Regions from separate parts of the Homo sapiens genome. Here region 2 is linked to region 1. Evidence: chromatin loops called from intact Hi-C (ENCODE). Cell type or tissue: endothelial cell of umbilical vein. All regions are shown on one strand. Each heading gives the region's core, and the rest is flanking DNA. Links, peaks and the distances in the headings are about the cores only.

Region 1 (15,621 bases), core at 1-8,000:
AGCTAAATGGCTAGTGCTTTCCTATCATGAAAGGGACAAAGTCATTTAATTCTAAAAGTCTCGTGATGGATAAGAATGTATATCTATAAGGATAACAAAAGGTTGCATATAGAGCAGCTCCCAAATCCTCTGTCATTTGGTGGAACTTGTTTATTCCAAGCTATTTTAATTTTAAGCAGAACTTCAGTCTTGGAAAACAGGAAAGTGAGAACTCCTTCCTGAGGTCACAGGCCACGGCTAGGTCCAGGCCCTACTCATTTGGGGGAGCTGTTTGCTCAACACGGAGCTGAAGCCCACTTCTGCCCAGCCCCAGGTGGAGTCTATCCTTCTCTACCAGGTCCCTCAGAACTCTGCCCTCATCTGGGCGTACATAAAAAAAAAAAAAAAAAAAAAAAAAAGAGCAATTTAGGCATCCTTTAGCAGGGGCAATTCCACAGACAGTCTGCAGGAAAGCTGTCCTCCCTGGGCCTCCTAATGTCCAAATGTTGCTGTTTATTACAAGTTGAGGAACCTGGAAGCTCTGTGTCCCTCCAGTACTCATAAATTAACACAGTGCCTGCCTTCAATGTGCTTACAGTCCAGGCCAGCCAGCAGAAGGAAGAGAGAGGAGAAAATACAACCAAACCATGTAGAAGGCAGGTGCCTGTGACCTGGTGCTCAAGGCCCGGGGCAGGTGGGGACCAGCCCGGAGTTACAGAGAGGCGCAGACCGACCCAGCTCTGAAAGGAGACAGCGCCCCAGGAATCGATCACGGGTTGGGATTATATTTAGTCTCAGGATCTATTTTGGGTTTTCAGAAGAAAGGGGGACAGTCAAAAGGGACAGGTTGGATGAAGGTTGTGGGGGTGGGTCTAGGAGCTGAGCCTGGGAGGAGGAAGTGGTTGAGTTAGGCGCCAGGCTCCGTGAACTGACCGCAAGAGGAGGACAGAGGGTGGGGAGTCCTCGAAGGTTGGCAGAGGTGGGCACCACGCCTTCCCCGCAGTTCCGGCCTTGGAGGCTGGCGCTACATCCTGAAAGCTGTGGGGAGGAAGCCCCATGGGGCCCAAGCCCACGGAAAAGACTGGGGAGGGAGAAACAGGAGGGACCCAACGCGCAGGCCTGGGACACTTGGATTCGCAAGAGCAGATGAAGGCTACGAGGCCGGCCCCAGGTGCTCGGCCACTAACACTCACCGACCCCGGGGAGAAGAGAGGCAGGCAGGAGTCTCCAGGCCGAATCTGAGCCGGGAACTGTGGAGAGCAAGGAGGATCCAGGCAGGTTGTGGGAAGGAGGAAGAGGAAGTGGGGAACAGAAGAGAGGAAAGCAGACGGAACGGAAAAAGAAAGAAAGGGAAATTCAGGAGAACGGAAAACAAAAGGAAGAGGTAGTAGGTGGAGGGAGAGAATGAGGGCGAAGGCGAGAGTACCGCGGCGTGGAGAAGGAGGGAGACAGAAGGGGCGAGGGGGAGGAGAATGTAAGAAGCCCCGAGGGGAGGGCCGTGCTCAGAGCTAGTAACCCATCTTGCAAGCTAAGAGGCATTAATGGGCGGCAGCTTGCGAGGCTTAGCACTGTTTTCCTAGCTTTCCCCGAGGAGGGCGAGCAATCTGTTTGCGGAGGCCGAGGTGCCAGCGCGCCACAGCGGGTGCACGGCCCGGCTCCCGGCTGCCTAGTCCTCTCCCGGCAACTGGAAGGGAAAACCAGACAGGAGGGGGCGCCCCCCCACCCCCGCTTTAGACAGCCGCTTCTGGGGTAGGCGGAGGTCCCGCGAGTCCCGACCTCGCGCAGGCCAGGCGCCAGGGCGGTGAAGAGAAGGTAGGGAGGGGACACCCCGGGAAGTTGGCGGGGCCGCCAGCGGGGAGGCGCAGGGGCGCAAGCCCGGGGTGTTCCCGGCGTCCCAAGTGAACCTGCTTGTTCTGTTTTGTTCTGTTCCTCACCAGATACTGGGAGGATTTCCACAGCTGCACGGTCACAGCCCTTACGGATTGCCAGGAAGGGGCGAAAGATATGTGGGATAAACTGAGAAAAGAATCCAAAAACCTCAACATCCAAGGCAGCTTATTCGAACTCTGCGGCAGCGGCAACGGGGCGGCGGGGTCCCTGCTCCCGGCGTTCCCGGTGCTCCTGGTGTCTCTCTCGGCAGCTTTAGCGACCTGGCTTTCCTTCTGAGCGTGGGGCCAGCTCCCCCCGCGCGCCCACCCACACTCACTCCATGCTCCCGGAAATCGAGAGGAAGATCCATTAGTTCTTTGGGGACGTTGTGATTCTCTGTGATGCTGAAAACACTCATATAGGATTGTGGGAAATCCTGATTCTCTTTTTTATTTCGTTTGATTTCTTGTGTTTTATTTGCCAAATGTTACCAATCAGTGAGCAAGCAAGCACAGCCAAAATCGGACCTCAGCTTTAGTCCGTCTTCACACACAAATAAGAAAACGGCAAACCCACCCCATTTTTTAATTTTATTATTATTAATTTTTTTTGTTGGCAAAAGAATCTCAGGAACGGCCCTGGGCCACCTACTATATTAATCATGCTAGTAACATGAAAAATGATGGGCTCCTCCTAATAGGAAGGCGAGGAGAGGAGAAGGCCAGGGGAATGAATTCAAGAGAGATGTCCACGGACGAAACATACGGTGAATAATTCACGCTCACGTCGTTCTTCCACAGTATCTTGTTTTGATCATTTCCACTGCACATTTCTCCTCAAGAAAAGCGAAAGGACAGACTGTTGGCTTTGTGTTTGGAGGATAGGAGGGAGAGAGGGAAGGGGCTGAGGAAATCTCTGGGGTAAGAGTAAAGGCTTCCAGAAGACATGCTGCTATGGTCACTGAGGGGTTAGCTTTATCTGCTGTTGTTGATGCATCCGTCCAAGTTCACTGCCTTTATTTTCCCTCCTCCCTCTTGTTTTAGCTGTTACACACACAGTAATACCTGAATATCCAACGGTATAGATCACAAGGGGGGGATGTTAAATGTTAATCTAAAATATAGCTAAAAAAAGATTTTGACATAAAAGAGCCTTGATTTTAAAAAAAAAAGAGAGAGAGATGTAATTTAAAAAGTTTATTATAAATTAAATTCAGCAAAAAAAGATTTGCTACAAAGTATAGAGAAGTATAAAATAAAAGTTATTGTTTGAAATGGGGGTGTCGTTTGTTTCCTACCCCAACCTGCTTTCTTGACCCAGTTCTCAGGGAACCTGAAGGGACACAGGATGCCGGTGATAAGCTCACCTCTTCAGGAAGCCGCTTCAAGCAGACCTGCCACCTTCAAGCAGACCCTCCTCACTTAAGCCACTTGGCCACTTCCCCGAAACCGTGCTTCCTTAAAAAAGAGAAAATGAAAGTTGTTTTTAAATTAATTACAAAGCAGAGATTCTTTCTGTTTGAGATTTAGAGGAACTGGGCTTGCTCGCACAGGCAGACAATGCCAGTGGCCGGCCGTCTGCCCCCGCCTCAGGCGGGCCGGAGCCCTAACCACGATCCTCGCAGGCTCGGCCTAACCACGATTCGCCTCTTCCTGTGCGGTGGCCAGAGGCAGCTTGCGAAGGAACCGCCATTAAGGGCTCCAGCAGAGGGGCCGAGAGGCTGTGTTCCCTGGCAGGGATCAGGTGAATCCTTTCATAATTAATAAGACAGCTCAGCTGAAATGGCGAGGAGACGGGCCCTATTGATCTGGCAGTGGGGCTGATTCCACCTCTCCTATTTATAGGCCCCGCATGGCCTTAAAGAGAAGTAAACATTCCGGAGTAAATGGGCAGAGGCGACCCGGGTCCGGGGACTGCAGGCCTGGAGTAGGCGGGGGAGAAAGAACTGCATGCAGGTCTCTGGGTTCAGAGAAATCGAAATCTGATTTCTTGGAGAAGGTGGCTGTGGGAGGAAGCTGCGGGGGCCCCGGGGGGGGGGGACGGGGGAAGGGAGGAGGATGGAGAGAGACCAAGGGGGCTGCAGCAGGTTCCCGCACGAAGCCCGCCGCCCGCTGCGGGGAGGGTGGGCCCGGGCTCTGAAATGCAATGTGTAAACAATTGCTAGTGTAACAGTTCATAAATCAAACCCAGTGAGTCGCAGCCCAATCTGCATTCCCCCCACGGATTGAATTCCAGCAACACATGCGTCCCTGCGCCCGGAGCGCTGGAAGCTGCACGGATTCTTAATGGCAGCATATATTACGGCCGCGCGTTCACGCACGCGCCGCTCGGGGCCACTCCGGGGAATCGTTTCGCCCGCTAACTCCCACCCAGTCCCCTCCTCCCGACGGAGGTCTCAGTCAAAACCCGGGTTCTCAGTCAAAACCAAAGCAGATCCGCGCTACCTGCGCGGGGTGGTCACCCACCAGCAAACGCTCGGGGTTTTGGAAAATAGTTGCATTTTGTTGGTTTCGTTTCAATGGTTATTTTCGGTCTGCGTATAAATAGGATGATTCTAACTGGAGTTCAACCCCTGGAATTCAAATTAGAATGTCTGTGCCTATCTTAAATACGAATCTATTTAACAAGGAGGAGAACCAGGATAAAGAGGGAGGGTCTTCTCCATTTTTGCCATCGTAGCACGCCGCCTCCTATCAGTATCTTTTCCTCTACATATTGGGGGCAAACAAGTGCTCACAACTAAGCCCATTGCTTGTCAAAATAAAAGGCAGGCGCCCTTCTGCTCCGACTGTGGAGAGAAGGGAAACCCCCCCACGACCCACAGAGGACGCCCCTCCCCTAGCAGCGCGGGCTTCCTACTCGGAAATCAATGTCCTGGAAGATCTAGGAAGAGGCAGGCTAAGGGCGGGGCAGAAGGGGCGAGGGGGCGGGGACTGGGAGCGCGGGCTGGTCTGCTCTCCTAACAGGGTTCTTCTCTAGGAACCCCTGGCTCCTACTGCTGTTCCAACTGCTTCCCAGACGGGGCCGCCCTAGAGGAAGGGCGCCCTCTCCCCTCTCTCAGCCCCTCCACGCGCTTCCAAGCCCCCACGCCACGGAGTCCCAGATCGCCCTGGGAATCTCCAAACCTTATCGTCCTGTCTGGGGCTCCCTTGTCTGTCCCAAGCCGAGGACCACGCTCACGTGAGCACGGAGATATCCCTGGGAACGCAGGGCCGCGAGTCTTGGAAACGCAGGCTTCCGCAACTGGAGCGTTAGAGAACGTTTCTTCTTGTGGTGATTGTTTAGATTATTATCGCGCCGTCTTCGGCTATAATTTGCCGTTTAATCATGATGACATCTCCATATGTTGGTTGATGTTACCGGTTTTAAGCAGCAAAGCTGCTAGCCTCGTTGGCAGTTCAGGGAGATGACATTAACCAGGGCGAGCATGCCCCACTGATGAGATGGTGGGAGTATTGGGAGTGGGACGGAGTGGGCTTCAGGCACAGAGGACATCGTCATACCTACCTCCTCCCCACGTCGGAGTAGCCTCTCCGTATCTTCCCACAGCCCGTGGCTCTTCAAGTGGCCCACTCAGGCTGGCTTCGAGCCTTTGAGGAGCTGTTGGGATTAGAGAAGGACCTCCTTTATCACATCCTCTGTCCTAGTAAGTTCAAGACAAGGTAGTTCACTTGAGTACCGTGTCTGACAATCCTTATTATGAACATGTCAGGCCAGTTCCAGAGCCCTGCCTGGGCCCGAGGAACTCCAGGGCCCGTGGGAAAGGAAATCGGACGGAGGGAGGAAACTGGCACGAGAAAAAGGACTCGAGCGTGGAAAATGGGGGACACGGGGAGAAACGAGGGGGAAAAAGATCCGGAAGTAGGGTTAGAAGGGAAGAAAGGTGGGCGATCACCTGAAACACAAAAGGAGATGATGGAGAAGCTTGGAGACGCAGATAGAGCTCTGGGCAAGAGCTAAGGGACAAAGATGACCTTGGGACTTATTTTCATTCAGAACCCCCAGAGAAGAAAAGGCGCACAAGAACCTTGACACAAATTCTCCTTCTGCGGACGCAGAGATCTTTCCACTGTAATCAGTACCCCCAGAGGGCCAGGGCCGCCGGGAACCTGGCGTCTTGGTGCTGGACGGACCGAGGCAGGAGCGCCAGCCCCGAGCCTTCTCCCGGAGCCCACCCCAGGAAATCCGATGAGTCAGCCAAAGATGGAGCCAGAGATTTCCCCCTTGCCGAATTCTCCCTCAAATATCAGGAAGGTATTCAACCATTATCTCCCCGCCACCCCCACTTTTCCCTACAATACACGAGCTCTAGCTTTCACGCTGGCCGTCCATCCTCTGGAGCTGTCTACCGCCCCGACCCAGGGGCACGCGAGGGAAGGATCCCTAGCCACTCAGAACACCTACCAGGGGAAATCAAAGCGTTGGTCTCCTCCCCATCACCGCCCCCCGCTCCCCTCCCAGACGTGAAAACGAAGTGGTGAGCTGGGGGTGGGGGGTAGGAACGGAAAGGAGCGGCTGAGGACGCCAGCTTAGGGCTCCGGAAGACACCGCACCCCCCACCCCGCCCACACCTCCACACCCGGTCCCAAATCATCGTACCTCCCTAGGCTAAGGAGTCTAGCAACTTTGTAATCTTGTAGCTTGTGGTTCCCCCACCAACCCCTCCACTACCCAAGAGAAGAACAGTGTAGAGAAAGCACCCCCTGCAGGGCCCTTTTGGAGGTTAACTCTTGGGCAGCCTCGGCCCCCAAACCCGAATGCCGGCGGGAGAAGAGTTAGCCCAAACCCTGCCCAGCCCCAGGAGAGGAACCTCAGCTTGGCCCCACCGAACTCCGGCCATCCCGGCAGGCGCACGGAGAAGGCCCTTTCTCCCCACTCCACCCCCACCGGGTGAGGGGAGGAGAGTGTAACATTTGCGCCCAGAGTTGCGCCCTGGAAGGACGCAGCCTTTAGTGTGGCTTCCAAGAGCCAGGACTTCGGAGCCGGAACACTCCTGTTCCCACCTGCATGACCATGGGCGGGATACTGAACCCCGCTATACCTCAGTTTCCTCCTCTGTAAAATAACGATAATAATACTTACCTCATAGGATTGTACCTTGTATCAAATGAGACAGTATAGGTAAAGCTCTTTCGGACAACATGCCAGTTACCTCGTGCTAGGTAGTACTAATTTAATTTCCTCAGGTGGATCTCACCGAATTCTTCAAAATAACCTTGAGAACCTCATTCTTTTAATATTTTGGGAGCAGTTATTCTTTATGGTAAAGCGTTTTAAATTCCTCTTACTGCAGGCTACTACCCAGTGATCCATCATCCTCTCTGGCCTTCTCAAAGGATGTTCTAGATAAGCTCCTTGAGTTCAAATAGCCAGGTCGCTCAACAATGTGTGCACCCCCAGACTCTACTCCACCCCATCCCCCTCAGTGCCCAGGCCAGACCCCTGGCTTTTGCTTTCTGCAAACCCCCAACTAGAGTGGCCAGGTTCTCCCAGCATGGGATTTCTCCTGTATCTTCCTTGACAACTTCTCTTCCCTGCCCCCGCTCACTCCCACCATTTATCTTAAATTCCTCTCCCAACATTGAAAAATGTAATGAAGTTATTGTAAACAATGAAGCAATTCAAGAGTACAGAGAGGGAAGAAAACATCCTCCCTCCACTAATAAATGGTAGCAGGTTGACGTGTGTTCTTCCATGCCTTTCCCCGTGCTGTTACACACATATACACACATACATATATGGAGGTTGGCTTTGGGTTTCGCTTTGTTTCATTTCTGCAAAATTGTAATATGTATTTCTCTGCAACCAAATTCCTCAAGAGCAATAGTTAAATATCTCCTTTTAAATGGTGACATAATTCCTTCTATTGATGAATATTTAAGTTTTTCAAGGTTTTTTGTACTGTATAAGTATTGTGTTCATAAATATTCCTGTTCAAACAACGTTATGTACTAGTATTTTAATTTCTTCAATACAATAGGCTTGATCAAAGTTGGATTGCTGGGCAGAAAGGTATGTATGTGTGCTTTTCATTTGAGAAGATGTTTGTTTACTTTCCCAAAGGATGTAGAGATTCCCTGCATCCTTATCAACACTGTATGCTAACACTTTTTGCCTTTTTTGTCAACCCAGTAAGTAACCTTGCTGCTCTGGAAGGTCAGGCTTTCCCACCATCTGCATTAGATTCCTTGGGTCCCTCCCAGGCCCTGATCACCACCAGAGTGTCCTCCTGCACTGGTGGGGAAGGGTCAGCTGGACTTTGGGTTCCCCTCCCCAGGAGCAGTGGCAAGGGCTTCGCAGGGAGTGACTTTTGTGCAAAGTCAGGCATAACTAGTCCTGGAAGACCCTGGCTCTCACTGGCTAATCTAATCAAAATGCCTCGGGGAGTTTAGGGCTTGGACCGTGCTGGGCTGGCTCAGTGAGTGATTGTGAACTGGCAGAGGTGGGGCTCAGCTGCATGTCTCCCCACTGCTCCTGCAGTTTCCATTCGGGACACTCAGCCTGAGCCAGCTCTGCACCGAGGCTGCGATCCCCCGGCCTGTCTGCAGTGGAGGGCCAGCGATGGAAGGAGGCAGCAAAGGAAAAGAAAACAGCAACCACAGAACAAGGGCGGCAAAGATGACAGCTGAACTTTTCTTTTCCTCTCCCACCCACCCAGAGAGTCTGAGAGGCTTCTGTGAGCAGGATCCAACCCATGGAGAGCGACAAGGAAGGCTGAACCATCTAGGGGGATTCAGGGTACAGAGATCTAGATTGCACTGTCTCTTCTCTCTCATCACTCCCACCCCACCACATTTACTCTAACTTTTTAAAAACTTTAACTTTCATTGAGCACTTACTACATGCTAGGTGTTACGGTGAAGCTTTACAAACATCATCCCATCTCCTTCACAATTTCTGTAAGAGGATTGTATTATCCCCATTTTACAGATGATGAGCTGAGGTTTGGAGAGAGGTTAGTAACTTGCCTAAGACCAGCAAGGAGCAAGAGCGAGAGCTGACCTTTGAATGCTAACCTGTTTGGGGAACCTGCCTTAAGAGATCACTTCGCTTTGCTTGTTCTATTACTATTTTGAGGCAAAGAAACACAAAGAAAAAACACAACAAATAAATTTAAGTCCTGTGGTAAGCAGAAAAACGTCCTTGCAAAAATGTCTGTGACTCAATCCCTGGAACCCGTAAATGTGTTAGTTAATGTGGTAAAAAGAGAATTAAGGTTGCAGGTGGAATTAGACTGCTAAATCGGCTGCCTTTAAAATAGGGAGTTTATCCTGGATTATCCCTAGAGGCCAATGTAATAACAAAGGTCTTTAAAAGTGGAAGAGGAAAAAAGAAGAGGTCAGAGTCATGTGATGGGAAGATTCAACCCACCCTTGCTGGCTTTGAAGATAGAGGAAGAGGCCAGAAACCAAGGAATTTGGGCAGCCTCTAGAAACTAGAAAAAAAAAAAAAAAGAAAACTGATTCCTCCCTAGTGTCTTCAGAAAGAAATGCGCCCCAGTGATTTTAGCCCAGTAACCAATGTCAGACTTCTGACCTTCAGAACTAATGGCAAGATAATAAAATCCTATTATTTAAGCCATCAAATTTGTGGAAATTTGTTAAAACTGCAAATAGAAAACTAGTACAAGTCATTATTTGCACTGTACCAGTTTAGTTAAGGGAACACATCACACCAGTGAGGCCTGAGGGTTCAGGATGTATGTGTACTAGGGATTTCTCAGGGCCCTTCTTTGTCCATGTGTGCATTCAGAGGAGACAGCAGCTTCATTTCAACGTGGGGTGATGGTGTTTGTGAGAAAAAGAAGACATTGTAGAATTAATTTCTAAGGACAAAAAACAAAACAAAACAAAACAAAAACCTTGTGTTGATTTTTCACAATGTCTCGTCATAGAATCTTTTTTTGTTATTTTTTCCCCTATGTTGTGCCCTTTTTAGCTGTAAGACCTTCCTGTTTTCTTTCTTTCCCTCCAGTAATTTAATGGACATGCAGTTCTATTAAAGGAGTTATTGGTTTCTGTAACCATCACAGGCCTGCCCAGATATGAAAAGTTCATTGTCACAGTGATAGATGACTTGAGATACATTCATGAAAAATCTATCACCAGGTAGTTATTCTCTCGATAAATCACGGCGACTAATATTAGCTACATACCTCATCACCTGGACAAATCACATGTTGAATTGCTTTTAATGGGGGTTGCATTTCCAACTTTTACATTTCCCAGGACACAGAAGGAATGGGTTCAGTCTCTATGGAATGCCTAGAATGAATCCCTTGCTGTGGATGTGGTAAGAAGGGAGAAACACAGGAAGACACCAAACCAGACAAACCTCAGGCAGCCACTGCCTTTCACATCGAGAGACACTCCTTAAAATAGTCCAAGTCCCTAGTAAAGAGGAGAAGGGAGAAAAGGACATGTTTGTCCATCCTTGATTTGTTAATCAAGTCACAAATTGCTTTGTTTACATTAAGACACCACCATGGGAGTCTCTTCTTGATTAAGAAAGAAGCAACACCAAACAAGCAAGCTTGTGGGGATGCCAGGCTGGATAATTAACTTCAGCGCGCCTTCCTGACCCGGTTGCCACAGACTGCAGTGCCTGGGCCTGCCTCAATCTTTCCATTTCCTGGGAGGGTCAGCTGAGCTTCAGCAAGTGACTATAAAAAATGGCTTTCATAGTCCTCAAAGTCCTCTGCTTGTCTCCTCAGGGTGTCACCTGAAACAAGTTGGATTGCGCTCTCACTGAGGCAGGGAGAGAAATCCCAAGCAAAGTGGGTCATTTAACTCTGGCCAAACACAAATTCTTCAAAACAGGCAACTTTGAAGGGGATAAGGAACATCAAAGCACATGGGAGGCACATCCATCAATCCCTGTCCAGAGACATGATGGTCCAGCCATGTGGCAGCCAGGTCTCCCAGAGGCTTGTATACTCTCAGCCGGCCTGGCAGTCATGTTGGTATCACGCACACCTTCCACCTGTTGCACTGCACCCTTTGTGCAGCGTGTTTTCCTGTGTAACCATTCTTCTCCCATCCTCTTGTAATATTTTCTGCTCTTTGGAACATAACATGGGGAAAACTGCATTTCCTCACTTGCTTTGTTTATTGGGGTTGTGGTATATTGTTTCCTATTTCTGAATAGCCCTTGGACACTTTTGTAGATGGCAGAGAAAAATGCCTCCAATTCTGCCCAAATCTTTATCTTCAGGAGTCACTATAAATTCAAATCCAAAATGTGCTCATGTGTACACATTTATACAGATGTTCATATATTCTCTAATTTAGATATTTTCTGGGACACAGATACATACACACACACACATACACACTGCATTTGCAAACCTGACCTTATTCCTTCTGATTGGCTCTTGGACCTCATCTTTTATCTTTTCCATTGGTTTTGACATTTTGTGTTTCATTCTCCACATGCTCCTTCCCCTGAGCTTACAAACACACTCAAATCTCTTATAGCCTAAAAAAAAAAAAAAGGCCTTCCCTGTCCATCCTTTTACTGCACGCAGCTGTTTCTCCATTTCTCAGCCATTTCACAAATACATGATTGTAAGTTCCTAGAACAGTGCCCAGCCCAAGGCAAACACTCAGCAGATATTGGGAGACTATATGAATGAAATCCTCTCCTTCCCCTTTTTGCCAGCTTCCTCCTGGCTGGCCTCCAGCCTGTGGCCTCCAGAGCCAGGTTCCTCCTTACCAATGGCAGACACTCCACTCTCATTGGCCTCCTCCTTTTCCCCCATGTGTATCTTACCCTTTAAACACTATTTTATGTATTCTATTTTTAAATTTTCACCACATGTCCACATTCACTATGGGAAAATTAGAAACTGCAGGTGACTCAAAGGGGAAAAATGTAAAATAGTCATAATTTCTTCAACCAGAGACACACATTTTGGTCTCAGTGTCTCTGGTATTAATTCTCCCATTTCCACATGGGTGTGAAAATGTCGTTTCCCTCCTTTAAGAACCTTCATTTCCTTCCCATTGCTGAATCATTGCTGAGTGACTCTGACTCCCTGCGTGACACCGAAGATTCACCAGGATCTGGTCCCATCTCATCTTGCCAGCCTTCTCCCCAACCACAGCCCTCTATGTTTCCCACGCACGTGCTACAGCCGTACTGACTTCCTTCTTGCTCCTTCAACCTATGCAACCCCTCCTCTATTCGATGCCTTTGCTTATTTAGTTCTTCCAGGCTAAAATGTATTGCACTTCCACCCCAGCGCCTCCCATCCACCCTTGCATGTCCTATTCCTTCAAGATCCTTCTCAGGCTCAACCTTGCATGAACACTTCCCTGATCCCCTGGTCAGAATTATTGGGATGGCCCTCAATAACCTCTTGTTGTTCTTAATTTTGTATCCCAATTAGAGAACTGCTGATCCGTTTTGTCTTTAAACCATACGTTCCTTGAGGTCAGGGACTATGTCTCACCCATCTTTGAACCTCCCACAGTATCTGGCACTGTGCCTGGCACAGATGATTATTGAGTAAAGAACATTTCCAGTCCTTACCACCTCACACATATGTAGTTGCATGTTCTAACTTTAAAATAAATAAAGGTGTTGCTAATGCCAACACTTCTCTGGGCTACTTCTTGCTAATGCCTTTTCTCCCTCAGAAACTCCTCCTAGGCAGCATGCGTGTGTATTCCTGGTGAGTAGAGGCATAAAATTGTTGGCTGCATGTCATGGAGTACCTACCAATGGTTAGAAACAAAGGAACAGACACATCCATGGCAATGCAGATAAGAGAGAATGAAAAAATGGTGGCTAAAACAAAAGGGAAAGAGAAAAGAAGCAACTGAATACATCCTGTTTATGCCTTTCAGAACAACTAGCTCAACATTTCATTAGCTTGTTATATTTTTTCACGGGCTACAGGGAAACCTGAAGGACTCATGGTCCTTCTTTCATTCCTTCTTTCTCATTCAAGGAACTCTTGAAATCTATAACTTTCCTGGCCCCTTGTTTGAAGAGGAGAGTTTTCCATGTCTCATCTTCACTCAGACTACGCGCTTATCATCTAATGCATACACAGTGACTATGCACATGGGATCCGGCCTCCAAAAGGGCCTCCAGTGAACTTGACTCCTGGTATATGTGCCTGTGTGTAGTCACTTTGCACAGTGAATCAGGGCTGGCTTTGTGTAACCAATAGAATATGAATAAATTAATGAAATTTGACTCCCAAGGATAAGTCATAAAAGGTATTGCAGTTTCCTCCTTAGTCCCTTGGATTACTTTATTTGGGGGACGCCAGCTGCCATGCCATGAGGCACTTAAGCAGCCTTGTGGAGAAGCCCACATAGAAAGGAACTGAGACCTCCTGCCAACAGCCAGCACTGACTTGCCAGCCTCAAGAGTGAGCCATTTTGAAAAGTAGATCCTCCAACCCCAGTCAAAACTTTAGACGGCTGCAGCCCCAGCTGATATCTAACTGTAATTTCATGGAGACTCCGAGCCAAGACCATCCAACCAAGCTGTTCTGAAATTATTTACCCACGGAAACCATGAGAAATAATAAATGATTGCTGTCTAAGCCACTGTCTAAGGATAATCTGTTATGTAGCAACAGATAACTAATAAAGTGTATCTGGCATATTCTTTCATTTTAATCTGTAATGTTTGTTCACTTGTCCCTGTGTGTTCGTGTGAGTTTTGATAGGTTTTGTTTGTAAGTTTTTTGTTGTTGTTGTCGTTTTTCGAGACAGAGTCTTGCTCTGTCACCCAGGCTGCAGTGCAGTGGCATGATCTCAGCTCACTGCAACCTCCATCTCCTGGGTTTAAGCGATTCTCCCATCTCAGCTTCCCAAGTAGCTGGGGCTATAGATGTGCGCCACCACACTGAGATCATTTTTAATTGTTTTTGTAGAGACAGGGGTCTGCCTATGTTGCACAGGCTGGTCTCGAACTCCTGGTCTCAAGTGATCCTCCTGCCTCGGCCTCCCAAAGGGCTGGGATTACAGGTGTGAGCCACACCATACCCAGCCTTTAAGATTTTTTAAAACAAGGATTTTAGAGATTTAAGTCATTTTGTATAGCAAATAGCAAAATTCTTTGAGCATCTAAAGTCTTTAAACAATGATTCCTGTCAACCAGGAAGCGGTTTCAGAAAACAGCAGTAAGTATACAAACAGGAGAAGAGTCATAAAGAGAAGTCATGTTACTCAAAGATGAGCAGGGAAACACTGCAGTGATTAGGTCTGAAAGAGTAAATGGGAAAATGGCAACCACAACCGGGCCATTATGACACTATGCTGCCCTTTGCATAGCTGGAGACACCCCCAGAAGCTGAAGGGAAAAACCTTGTTTCAACTTTCCTCCCACCTTCCAATCTTCTGCCAGAGCCTCCCATTGGCAAAAGCTAACAAGAAGCAGTAGGCAAAGGAGTCTGGAAAGTGTAGTTTTCAGGCTTCCTGCCCTGGCAATGGAGAAAAGATATATTAATAGATAGGGCAACCATGGAGCTGAGCCAAAAACACACTCCTTATCACCGGGAACAATAACAGACATAAAGGGGAAAAAAATGTATGTGTTTGAAGGGGCTCTACTCAAAAATGAAGTAGCCAACCTGAGAGATTAGAGAAAGAGGAATTCAGATGCTCCCACATTCATCTTCCGAGATGTATCCCAGGAGCCGGCCAAAAGACTGGGAACCCACTATAGGTATAGACCTCTAAATTCTTCAAATGAGCTGCCACAATAAAGCCCTTTTCAGTAATTGCAGTAGAGCACCCCTATTAAGAAGAGCTAACACATTGGACACATGATGGGTCAGGTGCTGTTCTAACTGCTTTTCACTTAACTAATTTAGCTCATCAACATCTTCATGATGTTGGCCCTATTGTGATCCATTTTACAGGCGAGCAAGCTCAGTCCTAGAGAAGTTAAGTCACAGAGATGGTGTCAGAGTCAGGTCCCAATATGATAGCCTGGCTTCAGAGGCCGTGTGTTTACCATTCCATTATCCTGCCTCTCACTTGCTGAACCTATGCCCAAAGTTTATTAGAAGAGATGAACAACACAAAAAGGAACTAGAGAACAGGCACTGTAGAAACCCAACTCCTGAGCTACAGGGCCAACCTTAGACTCAGCTTGTCCAAATGTTGACTGACAGACAACCCATTAATTCCTTTAGAAAAACCATGGTTTATTGAATATCTGGTGCTCTTTTTCTGAAATTCTGGAAGACCCTTCTAACTCTGGAAATATCCTCTGCAAACCAAGTGTGGAGGAGGGTTAGCAACCAGTACTCAAGAAGGACTTATGCATGTGAGAGCCATGTGCTTGGGCAGTAATGAGAGTCCATGCAGAACACTAAAATTAGGGTGCAGTTTCCTGCTACCCTATACTCAGGCTGAACACATGGAGCTGATCATTTCAACAAGCTTGCCTAGCTTTTCCTTTTGATGGAGAAACACAGTGGGAAAAGATTGGTTCTTCAGAAATTTCATTCCAGTGTCTTTGACAACTTCATTTTTTTCGTTTTTGGGGGATTTATCTTGTTTTTTAAACAGCAGGTGATTTGCACCATTTTGAAATAATCAGTGCCTTTCTCATCATAGCTTGAGAGAGACTAGGTTAAAGAACTAGAGAGAGGAGCCCAGAGGGTATGGAATGCATCATGCAGTAGCACCAGACTCTTCTATCAATTACCACGTTTTCTGAAGGTGGTGTTTCATTCTTGGAAGTTTCCAAGTTGGGCCTGCCTGTTAGGTTTTAAAAGGAGCAGAAGGATAATAGTGGTGCAAA
Region 2 (15,910 bases), core at 3,705-11,704, 570 kb after region 1:
TTATTTCAGAGTTAAAGAGAGTATATTTTTACTATATTTTCCTCCAAACTTACATATCAACAATATGACCAATTCAAGATAAACTGATCAACTTTTACTTCCATAAGTATATATAAATATATATATTATTTTTAAGTTTATAAAGCTAATAAAAAGTCAGATTAAACCAAATCTATCAGTCAATCTTAAGTAAAACATTTTTAAAGTCCAACATTTTTCCTACAGATGAATGATTAAAAAGCACATGCTAAATGCCAGAATGAATTTCTAAATAAGCAAACATAAATACAGCACTTTTGAGAAAAAGTGCTGTAATTTAAGCAATGGCCTTACTATTTAACAAGGGAAAAGACTAATGAATTCAAAACAATTAAAGCCTGCAAAGAGCAGAGGTCACTAAAAGCAGAGAAACCATATCAGAGGGTCACCTAGGAGCTTGATGCCCACTGAGAAGAACACAGAAAAAAGTGGGCATTTTGACAAATCCTGTGTTCCTGTCCCTGTGTCCCTTTCCCTTCCTGTGCCGACCTCTTCTTTTTTTAGGCAACACTTTGCTAAAGGACTCGATTCTCCATGGTAATATGAACATGCCCTCTTGTGAATTTAAAATACCATATGTTCTCACCCCAAACTACCTGCATGTTAAATCTTGTGGGAATCAAAATGTGAAGCAAATAAAAATAATGACAAAAATGGCTTCTATCTATTGAGGACTTACTATGCTTCTACCAACCCATTTCATAGATTCGGGAAAAAAAAAAAAGGCAATTGTCTTGCCCAAAGTCCCACAGCTAGCAGGTGACTGGGCCACTGTGCCAAACCCAGGTCTGCCCAACTCCAAAACCCCTGCTCTTGCTCTTGTTGTTTTTTTGTTTTGTGTTGTTTGATAGGATCTCACACTGTCACCCAGGCTGGACTGCAGTGGCTCCCCAATCATAGTTCATTGTAACTGCAAACTCCTGGGCTCAAGCAATCCTCCTGGCTCAGCCTCTGAGTAGCTGGGACTACAAGCACGCGTCATCATGCCTGGCTAATTTCTCTACTTTTTTTACTTTAGAGATGAGGTCTCGCTGTGTTGACCAGGCTGGTGTTGAACTTCTGGCCTCAAGCAATCCTCCTGACTCAAACTCCCAAAGTGCTGGGATTATAGGCAGGAGCCACGGCACTCGGCCCCAAAACCCAGCTCTTGACAGTTAAAACATAATTGCCTGCCCATCAAAAAAGATATTTTGAGAGTCAAACATTAGACAAGAGTGTAATTATCAAACACAGGGAGGCTTTCCTATGGCCCAGATTCCACAGGAGAAGGCAGATTTTTCTTTAATTGATTTGTTTTAATTGCATTTATTTTCCTTCTTAGCTGCTGTCTATGACAAGTGTCAACTGATTTCTGTTTACAACAGTAATACAATATTTCCCCCTCTTATTTTCTCTGTGTTAAATAGACAAACATTAAAGTGCACAGATATAAAGTGTATAATGTGACAAATGTTGACACAGATATGCACCCATGATACTGTCACCACAATCAAGACAATGAACATAAACATCACCTCCCAGCTTTCTCATGCCCCTTTGTAATCCTACCCACCTGCCCACTGCCCCACTCTTCTCCTGACCCCCCACATCTGTAGGCAACCACTGATTTGTTCTGCCACTATAGATGAGTTTGCATTTCCTAGAATTTTATAAAAATGAAAACATACAGAATGTACTCCTTTTTTTCTTGCTTCTTTCATCAGGGTTATTTTAAGATTCACCTGTGTTGTTGCACCTATCAATAGTTCATTCCTTTTTATTGCCGAGATCGCATCAACACTTTTTCTAACTGGGAAAAAAAAGCTGGTCTTGTTGCAGGCCGTTGGAGAACTGTCCCCACGTCCCCTGAGTAGTCGACTTTTCTGTGTGGAAGCTCAGACACGCAGAGCCACTGCTTATTTGGGACTGTATTCTGAGAAGAAGGGATTTATACACCTGTATCCCTGCCCATCTTTGGGACCAACAATTCCCTATCAATATTTTTGTAAAAAGCACCAGAGACAATCCTGCTAACAAACAGAAATATGTGAGGTCTTGGGACATGGAAGTGAGTGCAGAAGGACTGACAGACAAAATAATTTCTATCTTTCTTTTTTTATAACTCTTGGCACGTAAGCGGAAAACATTTTATGACAACAGTTTGGAACAATATATTTTGTGTACATGGCTTTGGATATTTGGCCTGAATTTTACCAAAAGCAGGAACAGGACTCAGGGTTAACATCATGATTTCATATAATTAAATATAATTAATTTTATGTAATTAAACATTACCTAAATGCTTGGAACACAGTGGTAAAGTAAGTGCTACACAAGTTTACTTTCTCAGTTTGCTCTTAGGTTCTGTTAAAAAAATCATTTTGGATAGGTTAAATAAATATGGAAGAGTTCAGTTATACAACTCCATCTCTCACAACTGTAATATCTTAGGTTCTCCCTAGTCCAAGAGGAAGACATTTCAAGACATTAATAAGCACTGAAAACAATTACAAGTGTTGATTAAAGTCATTCCATAATCAATGTTTATTAAACCCTAACTAAATGTCTACTGCATATGGTCTCATAGGAAGCCGCGTCTCCGCAGAGACAGGTCCCTGTTTACACACACCCACTAGAGCTGCTGGTGCTGATGGCGTCAGCACAACACAAGGATAGAACTGAGAAGTGATGTGATGGCTCTCCCTTCTCCAGGAACCTTCCTTCACTGAAGGGCTTTTGGTTTACCACTTCTATAATGAGAAAAAACAATTATAGCTTTGGATTGAAAATTTCTGTAATGTTGAACAAATTCTTAAGATAAAATATGTTTTATCAACCCTTGCTCTTTTTTTGGTTTAAGATCTCAGCCACCACAAGCCCTCAGTTTCTTCTTCCTCAATCATCCTGCAGGTGTCTTTTTTGGTAACAACGTGGGTAACTGCTCCACAGTGAAAACTACAGATAGCAAAGCAAGAAAAGCAGGGACGTTAGCCGATGTTTTTCAGAATCCACCAAGATGATAAACACGAACGATTTAATGGAGCAGAATCTATTGATACTACCATAGTAACTAAAACAGAAAACACAGACTGGTAAAAGTTGTGTCTAATGAGACCAGGAAGTTTTTAATCCTTTTTACCCCCTGAGATCCTCTGCTCAGTTTCGTTTTAAAATCTACATGACCCCACAAAGAATGCCAAATCTATACACCATTCATTTCCTTTGTTCTGCTACTTTAAGGACTTCTTCAGTTTTTAAGATTTGCCTCTTTCACATAAATAGACAAAAGTCAAAATCTGTGCTTTTGAAGTCTTATCCATAAAACCTTTGCCTACACCAATGTCCTGAAGTAATTCATCTGTTTTCTTCTAGTAGTTTTATGGTTTCGGGTCTTACATTTAAGTCTTCAAACCATTTTGAGTTGGGTTTGTATACGGTGAGAAAGACAGCACTTGCCCAGAATCATTTATTGAAGAGAATATCATGATGGATATGCTAATTTCCCTGATTCGATCATCACACATTGTATACATGTATTAAAATGTCACTCTGTACCCCATAAATGTGTACAATGATGTGTCAACTAAAAATAAAAAAGGCCAAAATTTGCAAAGCACTATTTTTGAGTACACTGTGTCTCTACTTCAAACATAAATAGTAATTATTTGAAAGTAAATTATATTAATGTGAACTTTTTCCCAATATACCATATTTTCTTACACATTTTAACAATTTAAATTTGTGACATTGAGGGCTGGACACAGTGGCTCATGCCTGTAATCCCAGTACTTCAGGAGGCTGAGGCGGACAGATTAGTTAAGATCAGGAGTTCGAGACCAGCCTTGCCAACATGGTGAAACCCCATCTCTACTAAAAATACAAAAATTAGTCGGGTGTGATGGCACATGCCTGTAGTACCAGCTACTTGGGAGGCTGAGTCACGAAAATTGCTTGAACCTGGGAGGTGGAGGTTGCGGTGAGCCAAGATTGCGCCACTGCACTCCAGCCTGGGTGAGAGAGTAAGGTTCAGTCTCAAATAAATAAATTAATTAATTGTTACATTGACACATTAACAGAGATTTTTAAAAAAATCATTGGTAGTGAAATTATTTCTTGAATACTTTGATATTACCCCCAAAATACACTTTCTTCTTGTTTTTCAATCTATGATCTCAAAATTACTGTAGGTATTATTATATCTAGTTGAAAAAGCATCTTGACATGCTTCTTGTATTAAAAGATACAATGCCAAATAACTAGCTCAAAACTATGTTGAGTGTGACTTATTTCACATGTCAAGTATTAGAAGTCAGAATATTTACTAAAAATTACGTATTTTGTGTTATATATTAATAGAGGAGAATTTTCAGTAAGCATATCCAAATCATATGGATTCATTATGCATAAGACTAACTTCTTATTGGGGCTATAGAGGAAAATTAAGTGCATATATGAACTATATATCTAGTGGAAAATAATGCCAAGGTTTTTTTTCCTATTTCCTTGTGTCTTTTAATTTCCTAAACCACACAGATGAAGCTCAGAGCTTTTTTAACGGCTTCAGAACTCTGAGATTACAGCAACTGTCAAAAATTATACACCTCAATTTTCAGCCTAGAGCCACATAAAAGAAAGTATACTTTAGGAAAAAAAACCACACCTGGGTTCAAGCCTCAGCCTTCTACCATTTTTCCTGTGAAACCGCGGGAAGCTTACTTATCCTCTTTGAGCCCCACCTGCCTCTTCTCTACACCGTGGATAATGATTGCCCTCACCCAGTGGTTTCAAGAAAAGACCCTGTGGGAGCCCAGGTTTTCTCAAGAGGCAGCAATCCTCTTTGGAGATCTGGACACTGACTCAAATTTCTCCTCTGAATAAGGATGTTGAGTTTGTTCAAGAATGAGGAGAGCCCAAAGTCCAGAAGCAATCACTCAAGTGGGACTTCAGAAATAAGTAGAAATACCTCCAGGACAGTGACATGAGCCCAAATGGAAGAGGTATAGCAAGAATTCTAAGCCTGTCTCAACTCCAGCAGGACATTACCTGCCACAGGGATGGGGAAGGCAGCACTGTACCTCGCCTGCTCTGTGTACCAGCCTCCCGACTTCTGCACCTTTGGCAAGACCAGCCAGGGACACTTGCAGGGCGGGTGTGTGTGTGTGTGTGTTTGGTCTCTTCCCACCAATCCCTGAAGGGCCTGAGCACTCTGTCTGACATACTATAAACATTTAAGTAGACGTCATTCCATTCCATCCCACCTTCGTTAAGGATCTCATTCTGAATAAACATCACGTTCCATTTCCCTGATTTATTGACTCATTAAAGAGATTCTTCTGCTGTTTCCCATACCGTTTGTATTTAAAGATGGGACTTTCCTATCAGAACTGCCTTCCACAGATGGTAGAATCTAAATTTTGAAAGATCAGTGGCCCAAACTAGAGCATATACCAGTGATTTTCTACACCAAACCAGGGGTACCCTCCATGAATAATTTTTTAAAATTAACTGAACAAATATGCCATTAACCACTGGTGTTTGGCATTATTTTCAAAATAGATTTTCCCTCAGTTGACACCAGAAAAATAGTAGAATATAGTGGTCTAATATCAGGGTTGCCACTCACACTTTCTGAACAGCTAGTATCCAAGGAAGGAAAGGAACGTGGAAAGAAAAAGGAAGGAGGGGACTCTCTGGCTGGAAACAAATTCTTAAAGAGCTGGGATCATCCTCGATAACCACAATCTAACCACGGGAAATCGTGCAGCCGCCACTGTCAAAGACATCTGATGATTCCATCTATTCTGCTTCTGTTGAAGACCCGCAACCTTTTGATAGAGCCCATTTTTTCATGATGTTTCAATAGTGCTCTAACAGCATTCTTTTATAAATTGTTTTGTTTTGAATAGGAAATATGTTCACAAGGTTCAAAATCAAAATACTATAACAGGATCCATCTCATTATGTAATAGGGCATGACAAAGAAGTCTCACTTACCTCCCTTTCCCATCTTACCCCAATCTCCTGGACCCTTACGGTAAACTCTCAGGGTTTCCTTTTTACTGCCAGATGTTAAGCCAATACAAATATCTGTTTCTATTTTCCTTCCTTTGTTATATAACAAGCAGCATAGTGTGTACTTTATTCGGCACCACGCTTTTTTCACTGAATGATGTGTCTGGAGGCCTCTCCACATGAATGCATAGAGCACGCCCTCAGTCCTTTTCTTACTCCTACCAAAGATTCCTGCATGTGGCCCACATTCATATAAGAAGTCTTACTGATACACACTTGGAGAATATTCAGTGTTGTGCTACTGAAAGCAATGCTGTGACTAAATACCCTGTTGAGTTGAAGAGTAAATGCTTTTATGATTTTAATAAATATTGCCAAAACGCCCTCGATAGGTGTTGTATAATATTTTGCACTAACATTAGCTCAATACTTTCCACAGGCGCCAAGGCCATAGAACTAACTGGTGGAAGAATACAATGAGAGTGTAGGTCCCAGACAAAGATCCAGGGCTTTGCTGATAAAAGAACACCAGCTCGACCCTCTTACGCAGCTCCCACTTAGATAAAGCAACAGTTGAGTACCCACAGACACGATTCCCAGGGCTGCCTTCCTTGCCCTTGCTGTTTACATCTCGTCTCTCCCCTAAGAGAAGAAAAGAGTGTCTTCTGGACTCAGTAAATGTGGCTGGCAGTCATAAGGAAGAGGAGGCACTTTTAAGGCCTGAAGCATCCATGTGGGAATACAAATACTGATTCTGTTTCCAAAGCCCACCTCACACGCAGCATGAAGTCATTCATGACCTACACTTCATCCCTATCTAGGGCCTTACAAACCTGGCAATGCCACCACTGTGACTCTTTAAGAGCGCCATATATATCCTATGCGTCCACACAACCATGTACCCTGGAGTCCAGCGCTGCAGAGTGCCAAGTGGAATAAAACCATTCCTACTACAAAGTTAATGGTAAATACCACCTCTTCCCTCTCACAGAGGGTAATAAAATCCTCCAGTGTGGGACCTCCCAAGCATACAGAAGATATTAACACTATTTCAGCCACAATGACTCCTGCTAAGACAAACACAAAGCAATAGGGGAAAAATAAAAGGCAGGCGATTTCCTCCACCATTGGCAATGGTATAACTGGTCCCACAGCTATTATTCTTCTGCTTGGCAGAAAGACCAATGTGTGCAAGTGCAGTTTCACACTGTTCCCCTGGGACTCCTCTACACAGGGATCCTTTTGACTAGTGCTTGGATCGTAAGATGATATGATCGTTTCTCTACCTCACAATGAAATGAGAAATGGAGTATGGCACAATTTAATGGGCCCCTCATTCTGAAATCTGGGTATGGGTTCAGAGGCACCAGGGTAAGTGATCACTCCCGTGCTCTCTATCAAGCAGCAGAGGGGACAGTCCAATAGCATCCCGGCCTCAGGCAGAGCCACAGCACAGCCCTTTGGTCCTCGATCCTCCTCGTCAACCTGTTCTCGAAGGAAACTATCTTCAGATCCCTGCAGGCTACACAGAGAGGCATTGTAAACAGAAGGCTCACACACCAGCCTCCACAAAGCTGGTCGGGTGGGGGACAGCCTGGATCTAAGAGCCAGCACAGATCTAGAAGCAAATCCCAGCTTTATCACTTGCAGCTGAGTGACCTCAGGCCAGTTACTTAACCTCGCACTGCTTCAATTTTGTCAAAAATAAGAATATCTCACAGAGTTTCTGTGACAATTCAGCATGGGGAAGTGTGTAAAAAGCCTAACACAGTACCTAGCAGCTCATTAACACTCAGTGGGTATTTTTTTTCATTGAATGTCATGAAATTCAGCTCATAATCTGAAACATCTCACTTTTTAATAAAATATGAAAAAATAAGCATGTCTAAATTGTGTTCCTGGGTAACTGACATTTACTGTTCATTTACTATATGCTGGGCACTGTGCTAAACACGTCCCATGCCTGCTCTCACTTCATGCTTACGCTGATGTGAGGCTGGCATATACACTGAACAATCGTTACTCTCATTCCCACTTTGCAGATGAGGGAAATGTGACTGCAACAGCTCACGTATCTAATCTCAGTTTACAGTAGAGAGTAAATGCCAGGATCAGAACCAGGTGTGTGGGACAGCACAGCCCCATGCTGCCCTCCACTGGAGCAGACAGTGCAACACCACATTAACTCAGCTTCCAACACAAAGCACACTCATGAGACCAAGAAGGCACGGTCTGTGTCCTTGTTCTCCTAACACACAACAGTGACATTTATGATTTAAAAAAAAAAGAGAGAGAGAGAGAGAGAACCAAACAGGCATAGTCTAAGTTGAAAGATAAAAGGTGATATGGTTTGGCTGTGTCCCCACCCAAATCTCATCTTGAATTCCCACGCATTGTGGAAGGGGCCCAGTGGGAGGTAACTGAATCATGGGGGCAGGTTTTCCCATGCTGTTCTCGTGATAGTGAATAAGTCTCATGAGATCTGACGGGTTTAAAAACAGGAGTTTCCCTGCACAAGCTCTCTTCTCTTGTCTGCCACCATGTCAGATGGGCCTTTCACCTTCTGCCATGATTGTGAGGCCTCCCCAGCCATATGAAACTGTGAGTCCATTAAGCCTATTTTTCCTCCCAGTCTCAGGTATGTTTTTATCACCAGTGTGAAAACAAACTAATACAGTAAATTGGTGCCAGCAGAGTGGGGCGCTGCTGAAAAGACATCCAAAAATGTGGAAGTGACTTTGAAACTGGGTAACAGGAAGAGGTTAGAATAGTTTGAAGAGCTCAGAAGAAAACAGAAAAATGTGGGAAAGTTTGAAATTCCCTAGAGACTTGTTGAATGGCTTTGACCAAAAGCTGATAGTGATATGGACAATGAAGTCCAGGCTGAGATGGTCTCAGATGGAGATGAGGAACTTGTTCGGAAATGGAGCAAAGTAACTTTTGTTATGTTTTAGCAAAGAGACTGGCAGCATTTTGCCTCTGTTTTAGAGATTTGTGGAACTTTGAACTTGAGAGACATGATTTAGAGTATCTGGCAGAAGAAATATCTAAGCAGCAAAGCATTCAAGAGGTGACTTGGGTGCTGTTAAAGGCATTTGGCTTTATAAGGAAAGCAGAGCATAAAAGTTTGGAAAATCTGTAGGCTGACAATGCGATAGAAAAGAAAATCCCATTTTCTGAGGAGAAATTCAAACTGGCTGCAGAAATTGGCATAAGTAACAAGAAGGTGAAAGTTAATCCCCAAGACAATGGGGAAAATGTCTCTGGGACATGTCAGAGGTCTTTGTGGCAGCCCTTCTCATCACAGGCCTGGAGGCCTACAAGGAAAAAGTGGTTTCATGAGCCAGGCCCAGGGTCCCCATGCTGTGTGCAGCCTAGGGACTTGGTGCCCTGTGTCCCAGTTGTTATGTGGCTGAAAGGGGTCAATGTAGAGCTCGGGCTGTGGCTTCGGAGGGTGCAGGCCTCAAACCTTAGCAGCTTCCATGTGGTGTGGAGCCTGTGAGTACACAGAAGTCAAGAATTGAGGTTTGGGAACCTCCACCTAGATTTCACAAGATGCATGGAAATGCCTGGATGCCCAGGCAGAAGTTTGCTGTAGGGGTGGAGTTCTCATGGAGAACCTCTGCTAGGGCAGTGCAGAAGGGAAATTTTGGGTAGGAGCCCCCACACAGAATCCCTGCTGGGGCACCACTTAGTGGAGCTGTGAGAAGGACGCCGTCCTCCAGACCCCTCCAGACCCCAGAATGGGTCTGGGGTCCACAACCAAGAAGAACCAGGAGCCTGCCTCCTGCAGGATGGCACACTGTGGGCTTGCGGCAGGAGGGAGGCAAAAAGCTTCAAGTCAGAGTCTGGGATGGGATAAGCTCCATGACGGTGCCAGAAGGAAGTCAACAGCTTGCACCAGGCACCTAGAAAAGCCGCAGACACTCAACACCAGCCTATGGAAGCAGCTTGGAAGGAGGCTGTACCCTGCAAAGCCACAGGGGCAGAGCTGCCCAAAACCATGGGAACATACCTCTTGCATCAGCAGGACCTGTATGTGAGACATGGCGTTGAAGGAGATCATTCTGGAGCTTTAAGATTTTACTGCCCCACTGGATTTCACACTTGCATGGGGCCTGGTAGCTCCTTTGTTTTGGCCAATTTCTCCCATTTGGAAAGGCTGTATTTACCCAATGCCAGTACCCCCATTGTATCTAGGAAGTAACTAACTTGCTTTGGATTTTACAGGGTCATAGACAAAAATGACTTGCCCTGTCTCAGATGAGATTTGAGACTGTGAACTTTTGAGTTAACACTGAAATGAGTTAAGACTTTGGGGCACTGTTGAGAAGGCATGATTGGTTTTGAAATGTGAGGACATGAGATTTGGGAGGGGCCAGGGATGGAATGATATGGTTTGGCTGTGTCCCCACCCAAATCTCATCTTGAATTCCCATGTGTTGTGGGAGGGGCACAGTGGGAAGTAATTGAATCATGGGGGTAGGTCTTTCTCATGCTGTTCTTGTTGCAGTGAATAAGTCTCACAAGAGTTGATGGTTTTAAAAATGGGAGTTTCCCTGCACAAGCTCTCTTTTCTTGCCTGCTGCCTTGTGAGACGTGTCTTTCGCCTTCTGCCACGATTGTAAGGCCTCCCCAGCCAGGTGGAACTGTAACTCCATTAAACCTGTTTTTCTTTCCAGTCTCGGGTATGTCTTTATCAGCAATGTGAAAATGGACTAATACAAAATGTAAACCTCCACAGGCCAGAAGCAAAACAGGAAGAGAGGATAAAGTGAGCCTGCTGGGCTTGGGGTCCACAACCAAGAAGAACCAGGAGCCTGCCTCCTGCAGGATGGCACACTGTGGGCTTGGGGCAGGAGGGAGGCAAAAAGCTTCAAGTCAGAGGCTGGGATGGGATAAGCTCCATGACGGTGCCAGAAGGAAGTCAAATACTGTCACCCAAATGCAGCATGGGGCTGTAGATCTAAGGAGCTTTAAGATTAGGGATCCAAGCCATAGGCCTAGGATCAGCTCCATCCCCTCATTGTATGGGTGCTAGACATCTGATGGATCCCTGGGAAATCTCACTCTGGATTTCAAGCCTAGAGAATTGGGTGGAATCACCTGCAAATCCACTTATAGGGTGAATAGTAAGAGACGGGGGATGGGGGAGAAGGACAGGAACGAAGAAAACAGAGAAACGGTAAAGAACAAAAAAACCTTCCTCTGAATATGACCCTGCAACCCAAAATTCTAAAACATATGGACAAATCTAATGCTAAGTAATACAGCCAGCAGAACAAATAATCAAACATTAACTTACCTCAGTTGAGATTATTTTTATGAAACAATCTGAGACTTTAAAATAAGTGTGTTTTAGATATCTTAAGAGATACATGAAAGCACAATTCACTGATGTGTTCTAGAAAATAAAATTCATAAAAATTCTGGTTTTGTAAAACAGATCTAAAAATGCATCTTTAGGATTGTATCCATCTCCCAGTCAAATTCTTCTCTGAGAAGGAAAACACCAGCCACCCTTTCAAAGAGTTCCTGTCACAAACATTAAGCTGCATCAGAAAAGAAGACCAAAAAAGACACAGAGAGTAAGTGATGAGAGAGATGTAAGAATATAATGAAGGCGAAGAGGGGAATGAGATGTAATAGAAAATTGCAGGAAGGAAGGTCCAGAAGGAGTAGCCAAACGATTCAAATGAAAAAGAGAAACTTCCACATCTGGACAGGATGGAATAATAAACCAGTTTTACCCTTCCATATGAAAAACTAATAATAATAATAATAATAATAAAAAGACAAATATATAAAATCACACCACTCAAAACAGAGGACACCAGGTGACCAAGGACACAGACCCCCCAGAGGGGTGAGACCTAAGGAGAACATGGGAGAGCCCAAAAGTCTCCTTGATTTGAGGAGACAGAGCCGGGAGTCTGGACAAGTCAGGATAGCTAGAATTCTCAGGGCAGAGTAAAGGAGAGAAGAGAGCTGCGCGAAGAACTCTGGAGATCTGCAGAAGAACCCCTTCAGCATTCAACTGAACACTGATCATGTGTGTTGAAAAATCTACCTGAGGTCAGGGAACAAACCACACAAAAGGATTAGAGGGAATAAAGTTGGAGCTCACACAGGACCAGGAATAGTGCCAGTTCTCAACAGCCAAGGGGAAAACCTCATAATTCACGGGTTATCGGTTACAGAGCTAAGACAGGTCTCGCATAGGTAGTGGGCAAAACTATCCCCAGACGAAACTCTATACTGGTCCTGCCTAGTAAGGCTTAAAAAGAAGACCTAAATGGATCAAAGTGTTTCTAAGTAATCCCAGAATAAAGCTCGCGGATATTAGGAAGGTAAAAAATATCCAATGCATCAGAAGGTAAAATTAACAATGTTTGGCAATATCCTATAGTAAATTACCAGGCATGCAAAATAGAAACAAAATACATAATACAAAGTACAGAAGAATCAAAAGCAATTCACCAAGGAATGACAGATGTCAGAATTAGTAGGAAAAAATGTGTTAAAATATGTATTATATATTCGTTATGTTCAAAAAGCTAGAAGAAAGACTAAACACGTTAAGTAGAAACAGGGATGATATTAAAAAGATCCAAACTGAAGCAAATGAATGAGATGAAAAATACACAGGAAGGAGTTAACAGAAAATTAGACACTGTAGAAGAAATATTGGTAAACTTGAAGATAAAGCAATAGAAATTATCCAAAATGCAATATAGAAGGAAAAAAAAATCACTGAAAGAAAAATGAACAGAGCACCAGTAGTGGAAAAGTTTTAAGTGGCCACATACACATGCAAGTGGAGTACCTAAAGGAGGAGAGTAACAGAAAGTATCTGAAGAAATAATTGACCACAATTTTCCAGATTTCACGAAAAATATAAATCCAAGAAGCTCAACCAATTCCAAACATAAGAAATCTGAAGAAAACTGTATCTATGTACATCATAATCAAACTGCTTAAAACCAGTGACAAAGAAAACATTGCAAAACGACTCAGAGAGAAGAGACACATTATGTACAGAAAAACAAAGACAAAAGCAAAGTTAAGAGCAGATTTCTCACAGGAAACAGGGCAAGTGAGAAGAGATCTAGGAATATCACCTCTAAAAAACTAAAAGGGCCAGGGCACAGTGGCTCATACCTGTAATCCCAGCAGTCTGGGAGGCCGAGGAAGGAGAATCACTTGAGGCCAGGAGTTCAAGACCAGCCTGGGCAACATGGTGACACCCCATCTCTCTACAATTTTTTTTTTATTTTAAAAGTTAGCGGGGTGTGGTGGTGCACACCTGTAGTCCCAGCTCCTCAGGAGGCTGAAGTAAAAGGATCCTTTGAGCCCAGGACTTGGAGGCTGCAGTGGGCCATGATCACGCCATTGCACTCCAGCCTAAGTGACAGAGCAAGACCCTATCTCAAAAATAAATACACAGAGGTAAAAAAAACTATTAATCTAGAATTCTTTTCCCAGTGAAAATATCTCAAAAATAAAGGCAAAATAAAAGCTTTATGGACATACAAATGCAAAAGAATTCATCACTAGCAGAAGCAGACCTTCTGCTGTGCAGAAGGAAAATATCAGTTGGGAACCCAGATGAAGAGCACTGAAGATGGTAAGGACCTAGGAGATATAAAGACTTTTCTTACTATTTAAATATCTTTAAAAGCTGATCAACTATTCAAAGCAAAAACAATCATAACGTATTTAGGAGTTGATAGTATACATAAGAATTAAAATATGTGACGGCACAAAGGCCAAGATGGGAAACAGGGAAGTCTGCTGTTCTTACGCTATACAGAAGTGGGGTAACAGCACTCAAAGTGAAGTGAGACTGTGATAACTGTAAATCCTAAAGCAACTGCTACAATAACAAAACAAAAAGTTACCCCTCATAAGACAAAGGAAATAAAATGGAATAATAAAAAATACAATTAATCCAAACAAAGTAAGAGAACAAAGAAAAAAAATGTTACTCATAGAAAGCAAATAGCAAAATGATCATTTCAATCCAACAACATCAATAATAACATCAAATGTAAACAATCTAATTAAAATAACTTTGAAAAAAGAACAAAGTTACAAGAATTTAACCGATTTTAAGGCATTATAAAGCTACTGTGATAAAGACAGTGAAGTATTGTGTCAAGATAGACAAATAACAGATGCATGGAACAGAATAGAGAGTCCAGAAATAGCCCCAGACATACATGGTTAATTGATTCCAGACAATGGTACGAAGACTTTGCAGTGCAGAAGGAAAGGTCATTTCAACAAACGATGCTGGAACAACTGGATATCAATATGGAAAACAAAATTTCAATCCGTACCTCAGATCATCCATAAAATTCTTCAAAGGAATCACAAATCTAAATATAAAACTGAAAACTATAAAACTTCTACAAGAAAACATAGTAGAAAAATCTTTGTGACCTTGGGTTAGGAAAGATGTCCGAGAAACAATATCAAAAGCATAATCCATAAAAGAAAAAAATTGGTTAACTGGGTTTCATCAAAGTTAAAGAACTTCTGCCTTTTGAGGAACAACACTAATGAAAAGACTGAGTGAAAATATTGCAAATCCCACATCCCACAAAAGAATCATATCCAAAATTCACAGTTTCAAAAATCAATAAAAAGATAATAGGGCCAGGCGCAATAGCTCACACCTGTAATCCCAGCACTTTGGGAGGCCAATGTGGGCAGACTGCTTGAGCCCAGGAGTTCAAGACCAGCCTGGACAATATAGTGAGACCCCATCTCTACAAAATATAAACAAAATTAACTGGCATTGTGATGAGCACCTGTAATCCCCATTACTTGGGAGGCTGAAGTGGGCGCATCGCTTGACCTGGGAGGTCAAGGATGCAGTGAGCTGAGATCATGCCACTTCACTCCAGCCTGGGCAAAAGAGCAAGACCAAAAAAAAGAAAGAAAACAAATGGGCAAAATATTTGAATACTTTGCCAAATAGTTATATGAATGCAAATAAGTACATAATATTCAGCATCATTATCAACTAAGAAAACACAAATTAGGCAGGGAGCGGTGGCTCACGCCTGTAATCCCAACACTTTGGGAGGCCGAGGTGGGTGAATCACCTGAGGTCAGGAGTTCCAGGCCAGCCTAGCTAACATAGCGAAACTCTGTCTCTACTAAAAATACAAAAATTACCTAGGCGTGGTGGCGTGCACCTGTAATCCCAGCTACTTGGGAGGCTGAGGTGGGAGAGAACTGCTTGAACCCAGGAGGTGGAGGTTGCAGTGAGCTGAGATCACACCACTGCACTCCAGCCTTGGCGACAGAGCAAGACTCTGTCTCAAAAAAAAAAAAAAAAAAAAAAGAAAAGAAAAGAAAATACAAATTAAAATCATAATCAGATACCACTACACTCCTATCAGAATGGCTAAAATTACAATGACTATAACAAGTGCTAGCAAAAATGAGGAGCAACTTCCACTCCTAGGCACTGCTAGTGGAAATGTAACATGGTACAAGCAGTTGAACAGTTCGACAGTTTCTTTAAAAGTTAGTCATGGCCGGGTGCGGTGGCTCACGCCTGTAATCCCAGCATTTTGGGAGGCCAAGGCAGGTGCATCATGAGGTCAGGAGTTCAAGACCAGCCTGGCCAAGTTGGTGAAACCCGGTCTCTACTAAAAATACAAAAAAAAATTACCCAGGCATGGTGGCGGGTGCCTGTAATCTCAGCTACTCGCGGGGCTGAGGCAGAGAATTGCTTGAACCCAGGAGACGGAGGTTGCAGTGAGCCGAGATCGCGATGCTGCACTCAAGCCTGGGTGACAGAGTGAGACTCTGTCTCAAAAAAAAAAAAAAAAAAAAAACAGTCATATACCTACCATGCAGCCAT

Evidence for each region. Hi-C counts contacts between places; a loop is a spot of excess contacts. Peaks named below come from ENCODE experiments on the same cell type or tissue, not always from the same donor. Only the 100,000 strongest peaks of a DNase experiment are listed, where the experiment ranks them.
Region 2: it touches region 1 in a loop (12-fold over the local background); 3 of 110 quality-filtered maps call a loop at or near these places.

Annotation. Positions count from the first base shown.
Region 1 is chr6:5,985,500-6,001,120 of GRCh38, reverse strand. NRN1 (neuritin 1) reads left to right here. Exons shown (of 3, transcript NM_016588.3): 3 at 1,917-3,122. The coding sequence ends at 2,145. LOC105374898 (a long non-coding RNA gene) reads right to left here and starts at 10,235. Exons shown (of 2, transcript XR_926413.4): 1 at 5,356-10,235; 2 at 3,030-3,305. RefSeq lists enhancers at 601-1,506, 1,507-2,413, 2,071-3,270. In endothelial cell of umbilical vein, for the core only: a CTCF peak has its summit at 4,855; DNase peaks (open chromatin) are centred at 3,390, 4,170 and 4,720; H3K4me3 peaks cover 1,796 bases; H3K27ac peaks cover 669 bases; H3K27me3 peaks cover 3,215 bases.
Region 2 is chr6:5,414,786-5,430,695 of GRCh38, reverse strand. All of the region lies in intron 3 of FARS2 (phenylalanyl-tRNA synthetase 2, mitochondrial), which reads right to left. Among named protein-coding and RNA genes, the nearest start is that of FARS2-AS1, 35 kb to the left of the region's middle. In endothelial cell of umbilical vein, for the core only: a CTCF peak has its summit at 8,201 (motif pointing left); no DNase peak of the experiment used is centred there.